Regions from separate parts of the Homo sapiens genome. Here region 2 is linked to region 1. The links are chromatin loops, found by intact Hi-C in ENCODE. Cell type or tissue: PC-3. All regions are shown on one strand. Links, peaks and the distances in the headings refer to the core of each region. The heading gives the core; the rest is flanking DNA.

What was found. Hi-C counts contacts between places; a loop is a spot of excess contacts. Peaks named below come from ENCODE experiments on the same cell type or tissue, not always from the same donor. Only the 100,000 strongest peaks of a DNase experiment are listed, where the experiment ranks them.
Region 2: it touches region 1 in a loop (6-fold over the local background); 1 of 110 quality-filtered maps calls a loop at or near these places.

The regions. Positions count from the first base shown.
Region 1 is chr14:50,597,666-50,602,067 of GRCh38, forward strand. All of the region lies in intron 6 of ATL1 (atlastin GTPase 1), which reads left to right. Among named protein-coding and RNA genes, the nearest start is that of ATL1, 40 kb to the left of the region's middle. In PC-3, for the core only: a CTCF peak has its summit at 2,480 (motif pointing right); DNase peaks (open chromatin) are centred at 2,596 and 3,896; H3K4me3 peaks cover 988 bases; H3K27ac peaks cover 1,425 bases.
Region 2 is chr14:50,739,950-50,744,351 of GRCh38, forward strand. It overlaps NIN (ninein), which reads right to left. Exons shown (of 31, transcript NM_020921.4): 23 at 4,294-4,402; 24 at 3,467-3,580; 25 at 1,633-1,779. It overlaps LOC124903313 (a long non-coding RNA gene), which reads left to right and starts at 3,515. Exons shown (of 3, transcript XR_007064161.1): 1 at 3,515-3,603; 2 at 4,126-4,402. RefSeq lists an enhancer at 3,953-4,402. In PC-3, for the core only: no CTCF peak of the experiment used is centred there; a DNase peak (open chromatin) is centred at 1,762; H3K4me3 peaks cover 410 bases; H3K27ac peaks cover 2,148 bases.

The sequences.
Region 1 (4,402 bases), core at 228-4,227:
CATTTTTAAATTTTAAAAGGTCAATAGTGTTTATTTTTTTTCTTTTTGAGACGGAGTCTCACTCTGTCGCCCAGGCTGGAGTGCAGTGGTGCGATCTCGGCTCACTGCAAGCTCCACCTCTGGGATTCACGCCATTCTCCTGCCTCAGCCTCCCGAGTAGCTGAGACTACAGGTGCCCGCCACCACACCCAGCTAATTTTTTTGTGTTTTTAGTAGAGACAGGGTTTCACCATGTTAACCAGGATGGTCTTGATCTCCTGACCTCATGATCCATCCGTCTCGGCCTCCCAAAGTGCTGGGATTACAGGCGTGAGCCACCGCACCCGGCCAATAGCGTTTCTTAAAACCAGCAATTACAGCTAGCAAATATAAGTTTTAAAATATATATACCATTCACAATAGCAAAACAAAACAAAAATCTTTAGTAATTAGCCACCAAAATATAAAGACCTTTCTGGAGAAAAATTCAAAGGTCTATTAAAGACCATAGAGAAAAAATTGTATAAACCAAAGAGATATAATATGATCACAGATGGTATGATTTAATGTTGTGGAGAATTTCATTCTCAACAAATTAGTCAAACTCAGTGCAATTATAATTGAAATTACAATAGGATTTTTGTATATTTTCTACAACTCATATGGAAGAATTAAGTCTTGTTTTGATTTAAGAGTCAGGTTATTTTATTTTTATTTTTATTTTTTTTTGAGACGGAGTCTTGCTCTTGTTGTCCGGGATGGAATGCATGCAATGTCATGATCTCGGCTCACTACAACCTCTGCCTCCCGGGTTCAAGCGATTCTCCTGCTTCAGCCTCCCAAGTAGCTGGGATTACAGGTGCCCGCCATCATGCCCAGCTAATTTTGTTGTGCTTTTAGTAGAGATGGGGTTTCACCATGTTAGCCAGGATGGTCTCGAACTCCTGACCTCAGGTTATCTGCCCGCCTCGGCCTCCGAAAGTGCTGGGATTACAGGTGTGAGCCACTGTGCCCGGCCTTAAGTCAGTTTTTAAGAAGACGATCTGAATTAGAGGGCTCAATACACACTAAAAAGCCATAGCAATGAAAATGGTGAGGTCCTACACAGATACAAGAGCAAAGCTCAGTGGAACTAAACAGTTTAAATACACTCATATATATATGGGAGCCTGGTAGTCAATAGAGGTGGCATCATAAACTGGTGGGAAATAAATGGGTTAATAGTTGGGTTTGGAAAAACAAGTTCACTATTTGAAGAAAGAGCTGGATTTTTACTAAATACTGTAATAGAAGTAATCTCCAGATGGATCAAAGAACTAAATATGCAAGTTAAAACTATAAAGCTAATAGAAGAAAGTGCTGGAGAATATTTTTCTGAACTGAGGTGAAGAAACATTTATTAGACCCTCTAAAATAAACCATGTAGTAAAAAATTGATGCATATTACTACATCAAAATTAAGTATTTGTATTTATCAAATGACTTTATAATCAAAATGAACAGATTGGTAGAAGACATTGACAATGTCAAAGTCAACAAAAGATTACTAAGCAGAACATACAGGAAACTTTTGCAAGTAACCAAAACCTGGTTCCCAATCAGAAAACAGGCAAAGAATATTAATAGACAAGTCACAGAAAGGAAACCTGAATGGCTAATACATTTTTGAAGGGATGTCAAGTCTCACTGATAATTAGATAAATATTAAAACAACAATGAAATACCACTTTACACTCATTAAATAGGCAAAAAGTAGAACATGGAGATAATACCAATGAAAGCTAGGATTTGGGAAAATGGGAACACTCAGGCCCTATTGTTGAAAGTGCAGATTGGAGCAGCCATTCCATGGAGCAGAGGAAATATATAAGGATATTTATTGATAGAGTAATAGTAGCAGGAATTTGGAGACAACTTAGGTGTCCATCACTAGCAGAACAGATACATAAAAATATGGGGAAAAGCATACTCTGGAATACTTTGCAACATCTAAAGGCAATGAACCAAAAGTGCATAGAGTAGCATGAATAGAGTGTTAAAATTTGTACAGAAGTAAGCAGAAAAAAGTGTGAGATTTATAACATGATACTATTTATGCATATTATAATATATATTAAAGTGAATGTGGGTGGGAATGAATAGTTGAGGAATGGGAGTGAGGATCTGGGAAAAATATGATGAAGTAAAGTAGCATGGAGAGATGATGTATGCTGTGATGAAGGGGTATGAATTCTCCTGAGGGCTCAGGAACCTGGTGTGGGGAGGAGGTGAGGTAGAATAAAACCAGCCTTGCTTGCAGTCTTCTATATGATTTACAATATGTACTAGACTCTGTTGTCTTTTTTTTTTTTTATCATTTGTTAGGTTGATCGTTGAAGTGCTATATGGTAATTAGGCTATTGTTTTGATTTTCTTCTCTAACTTGTTACTCAGAACCACTGGCAAACCAGAGTAGGGAACTCCATTGTAAATTACAGAAAGGGACTTTAGGTCTTACCAGCAGATGTCACTGCTCCTTACATTTTGCCAGAAACATTAAAACTGGAAAAGACCAATCAATGCTCCAATAAAACAGATGAGAGATAAAGATTGATAGAGTTGCGGCTTTTGGTTAAAAAAAAAAAAAAGAGTTGAAAACAAACAATGAAAAAAACTTTAAGAGATTACCCTAGTTAGTAAACTGTTGACATTATGAAATGTCAGTGACAAGAAAAAAGTTTTCGCTGACTGAGTCAACAATGACTCCTAAACATGTTTGGACTTGTAACTCTTAACTACCTGAAATTGAAATGCGAAGCTCATTAAGTAGTAAAGGTGGCATCCAAAGTTATTTTATAGTATTTTAGATTAAAGCAACCAAATCCAAAACAAAAAATACATTATAAAATCAAAAGATAAAATGCAAATACATTCAAATTTCAAAACATATATGAGTTAAATAATTCAAATTTCAGTTAGAAAAAGCATAGCAAAAAATTGCAAAGTAAAATAACTTCTAAATGAAATTTCGATTTAGCAATCTTTTTTAGCAGGTCACTTCTATCCTCTTCTCTCTGATAAGTTAACAGCTTTATTCATTTGGGTAAAAGTGTGGGGAAATTTTAAACATTGCCTGAGAAAGTAAGGTGAGGGATAATGAAATTTTAAAAATAATTTTATATTAAAATTAAACTAAGGCCAGGTGTGGTGGCTCATGCCTGCAATTCCAGTACTTTGGGAGGAGGAGGCAGGAAAATTGCTTGGAGACCAGAAGTTTGAGATGAGCCTGAGCAACATAGTGAGACTCTATCTCTACAAAAAGTGAAAGAAAAAAAATCCACAAAGAACTACAGCGCCTGTAGTCCCAGCTATTTGGAGCGGGGCTGAAGTGGGAGGATCACTTGAGCCCTGGCGTTTGAGGCTGCAGTGAGCTATGATTGCACCGCTGCACTCCAGCCTGGGCAACAGAGTGAGACCGTATCTCAAAAAATAAATAAATAGACAAAATTAATTTAAACAAATTTAAAATAGAAGAATTCTTAACTCTGAAATACAGTACAATTATGAATAATAAACAGACCTATAATAAACAACAAATATGAAGACAATTAGCTGGGAAAATGAATAGCTGAATTAACATATTAACTTGATTCTTTAAAAAAACAATTTATATCAAGCTGTAATCAAGCAAACAAAAATATGTTCGTGTATTTAAAAACCATGGTTTAAAAGAGAGAATTAAAAGCTAAATGAATTCAGTTTAAAAGCAATATTGAAGTGCAAGTGTAACCAGTGGTGTGCTGGCAAAATGTTTAAAACTGGTTGGGGAGGAGGGAGGAGGTGAGCCTGATATATATTATTTGCTAATTTTTATGGTGTAAATACTTTTACCATGGCCAATTTCAAGCTACCATGACGTCAACCAACTTGCAAAAATTCCTCAAAATTTAACAACTGTTTTTTGCAACCTCTAATGAGCCAGCTCTAAACTATGTAGCACGCCCAGGAAGTATAATTCACATTAAGACATAGTATAGAGTTCTCTAAGTGACATTAGTTATTTTCTCACCTGTTTTGCTCACTATGAGCATTTGAATTTAAAGTATAAAAATCTGGCAGGAGCTACTTTATTAACATATCTATCTATAAAATAACTAGGTTCTTTATATTAGCTTCTTTACCTTAGGACTTCCAGTTTTTGTTGAGAATGACAATATTTTTCCATTAATTTAAACATGGCTGTATGTAATAACTGTGCAAGTTTTATTTGAGTAATAACACCCAGTTTGCTCTAAGAACCTAGTGAAAATGTCTTGTCACGTGCGATAGATTTGTGTCTATATTGGTATGTTATGAGTTTTTCTTTCTTGGTCATTTAGACTTGCATGAGCCACACCTGGCCCCACATTGTTCTGTATTGGGATGATCACATCCTTGGGGCAGG
Region 2 (4,402 bases), core at 117-4,116, 140 kb after region 1:
ATATGCAATCATATCCTTTTTTTAGAATCCAAAGCACATATTGTCCATGTAATTAACGTCTGAATTCAGAAATGTGCTTTCAGCTACCAAAGTGATTTTTTGGATCTTGAAAATGATTTAAAAAATTAAAAAGATAACACAAATAGATAAGCCTCTTACCTTTTAAACCAAACATGAAAAAAAAAAAGGTACAATCTCATTTTCAGAAAAAGTCAACCCAGAAGTAATTTTAAAAATGGAAACTTTTTTTTTTTTGAGACAGACTCTCACTCTGTCACCCAGGCTGAAGTGCAGTGGCACGATCTCAGCTCACTGCAACCTCCACCTCCCGGGCTCAAGCAATTCTTATGCCTCAGCCTTCCAAGTAGCTGGGATTATGGGCGCATGTACTACCACAGCTGGCTTTTTTTTTTTTTTGAGACAAAGTCTAGCTCTGTCGCCCAGGCTGGAGTGCAGTGGCACGATCTTGGCTCACTGCAACCTAGCCCTCCCGGGTTCAAGCGATTCTCCTGCCTTAGCCTCCCGAGTAGCTGGGATTACAGGCACTCGCCACCATGCCCAGCTAATTTTTTTTATTTTTAGTAGAGATGGGGTTTCAACATGTTGGGCAGGCTGGTCTTGAAGTCCTGACCTCGTGATCCGCCCGCCTAGGCCTCCCAAAGTGCTGGGATTACAAGCGTGAGCCACCATGCCTGGCCATTTTTGTATTTGTAGTAGAGACAGGGTTTCGCCATGTTGGCCAGGCTGGTCTTGAACTCCTGGCTTCAAGTGGTCTGCCTGCCTCGGCCTCCCAAAGCGCTGGGATTACAGGCATGAGCCACCACACCCAGCCCAAAACAACTAGTTTTTTTATAAAAAGTTTCACCAAGAGATAACTGAATGTGTCTACTTTTATTGTAGGACAAAATCTTGACATCTGCCCCAAAATGACATCTATAACATTGTTCTTAATTTATTTGCACACAGATTAGGCAGCACTGTGACTTATTAAAATGAGACACTTTCTACCACACCACCATAATGTGTCAGCCAGCTAACACTTTAATCAGCTCTTCCTGGACTTTCTGGTGCCATAGCAACCTATTTGTAGCAATGAATTATCTCCTGAAATTCAATACTATTGTTTTATGCCTTTTTAGCAGAAGCTGTACTTTTTTGCAAGTCTGTGTATAAGTTCCCAGATTAATTTCTTGCAATGTTTTTCTACATTTGATTTTTTTTAAGGTCACACAAATACTTTTCTCTACCATTTAAGAAAATGTTTTAGTTTTGTTATTACAAAACTCAACTCAGCCATGGTCTTCTGACTTGCTCAATACAAAAAAAAGACCTGTTTTATATCACTATGGTTTCATTTATATGAAATTTAGAAAAAAGCATCCCTAAACTACAGTGGCAGAGGGTACAAAAGTGGTTCCCTTGGGGTTACCAACTGGAGGGAACAAGAGAGAGCCTGCTGAGTGCTGGAAATGTTCTACATTTTTATCTAAGTGATGGTTATACAAACACAGATACATAAAATATGCATATTTATATGTACATACATATACACATAAAAATAACCAAGTTGTCCTAAGATTTGTATACTTTACTGTAAATAACTTATACCTAAATAAAAAAAGAACAAATCACCTTGCCACCAGCATTCTGAAGTTGCTTATGTAAAGACATCACTTCTTGTTTTAAAGCCTCCTTTTCCTGCTGAGTCACTCGTAGGTCAGATTTCATCCGGGACATTTGCAGGTTTACATTCTGCACGGTGTCTTCTAAATTCTGAACCTGTATTGTGAGAATGATCTTTTACTGCTACACAAACTCTTGTGGTCTCACCTCTAGCATGTTCAGGAATGAATAAGGACAAAAGAACTTTCAAGTCTGTTTGTTTCTCTTTACTAAATCCAGCTTTCTTGTCAGTAGCTCAGTGGAAACCTAGGACAGTAGGTATATTTACAGGATGTTAAATTATATTTAGGACAATGATGAACTATGTCTGGAGCAAGGTATTGCTGATAGTCATCTGGTAGATTACTAAATGGTATCTTACAATACCAATGGGTGCCAACTGGCATCACAAAAGATGGTTTCACTGAATTTTGTAGAAATTGTTTTAGCCTATGATGTTGGACTGTAAAGGACCCTCTTAGTTGCAAATAAAAATATATACTTGTAGAATCCTATTCTAGGCTAGGCATGGTGGCCCACACCAGGAATCCCAGTACTTTAGGAAGCCAAGGCAGGAGGATCGCTTGAGCCCAGGAGTTTCAAACTAGTCTAGGCAAGATGGCAAGACCCCCCATCTCTACCAAAAATAAAAAGCTGAGTGTGGTGGCGTGTGCCTGTAGTCCCAACTACCTGGAAGGCTGAGGTGGGAGAATCCTTTGAGCCCAGGAGTTTGAGGTGGCAGCAAGTGGTGATCCAGCCTGGGATACAAAGAAACCTCACCTTTTTTTTTTTTTTTTCTGGAGACAGAGTCTTGCTCTGTCGCCCAGGCTAGAGTGCAGTGGCACGATCTCGGCTCACTGCAACCTCCGCCTCCCAGGTTCACGCCATTCTCCTGCCTCAGCCTCCCCAGTAGCTGGGACTACAAGCACTTGCCACCGCGCTCGGCTAATTTTTTTGTATTTTTAGTAGAGACGGGGTTTCACTGTGTTAGCCAGGATGGTCTTGATCTCTTGACCTCGTGATCCGCCTGCCTCAGCCTCCCAAAGTGCTGGGATTACAGGCGTGAGTCACCGTGCCTGGCTAAGACCTCACCTCTTAAAGAAGAATCCTATTTTACGCTAATACCGCATATAAATTCCAATTTTAAAAATTTAAATTCATAAAGGGAATGTTGATATAGATCTTCAAAATAGGGCATAAACTGCCTTAGAAGTCCTATCTATAAATTAGGAACAAGCAGTCATTTTTATGCACTATTCTCAAGCCTTCATAATTAATAAACTTTGATGGAAATATTTAAATTATTTTGCTGCAATGTTTGAAATATTATTTAAATCATTTTGTCATACTATATTTACTTTTCTTTTTTTGAGATGGAGTCTCGCTCTGTCGTGCAGGCTGAAGTGTACTAGCATGATCTTGGCTCACTGCATCCTCTGCCTCTTAGGTTCAAACAATTCTCCTGCCTCAGTCTTTGGAGTAGCTGGGACTTAACAGGCACCTGCCACGACACCAGGCTTTTTTTTTTTTTAATTTTTAGTAGAGATGAGGTTTCACCATGTTGGCCAGGCTGATCTCGAACTCCTGACCTCAAGTGATCTGCTCACCTCGGCCTCCCAAAGTGCTGGTGAGCCACCATGCCCAGCCTTGCCACACTATAAACACACATCAAACATTGGTCAAATTGAATCATTTGGAACCCTCTTACGCTACTTCTACCTGGAACACTCTTTTTACCGGGATTTCTGTTGGAAGATCTAGGAGAATACTAACCGTGAAGATGAAACAAGAATTGTCCATGTACCTTTTCCTGAGAAGCCACCAGCTGTGACTTTAAGCTCGCACTCTGATGTTCCCAGGATTTCTGTTCCTGCTTCATCGTCGCAATTCTATGCTCTAAAAGACTTGATTTTGCCAACTGTTTCAGGAAGGGAAAAAGAGGTAAGAGGGCATTTTTGCAAACATAGCTAGCCTTAATTTATATGCCTGCACTTACATTGTCAAGAACAAGTACCATCTATTTATGTAGGGGAGCAGGGCAAGGTCAAAGGAAATGGTCTTCCTGGCTCCAAATCGAGACAAACCAAAGACTGTTTTACACGTCTAATTTTGAGGAGTTGCTTCTTTTTGGAAATTTCCTATTTTTCTTTTCTATTGCCTCATGTTTTGAGGGTGGAAGATGGTAAGCTGGAAGGCCATTAAAAATCTCAAGAGCATACCATAGGAAGAAAACAGAATATCTCTTAAGGCAGGTGGGGAAAAAAGGTGGTGTTTTGGGATTTGCTAAAGAAGATAAAATAGAAAAAAAGTGTTTATCTATGAAATTGATCTCAGATTATTAAACACATAATTTATATTATAACAAAATAGCGGTATAAAGTAGCACTGTGATGTGATAAGAAACATTTTGTATTATCGAGTTTAATAATATAATTAGTAAACAACTAATTTAGACTTCATCAGTCTTGGCTGCAGGAAGTCTGGGGTCACAGAATGCCAAAGAAATGCTGCTCCAGGACACTCTGGAACAACAGACTACCACAGGAGGCCCCTGTGCCACTGTCCACAGAGAAAGGTTCATTATGGTGTGTATTGTATACGATGATGGTAAAGTCTTATTACTTCTACTACCTTATCGACACAGCTATTTAATTCCTCACTCAGAGCTTCCTTTTCTTTCAGCAGTTTTTCGTTGTAGCTTAGAACACTAGAGATTTTTTGCTGGAAGTCAGAGAGATCG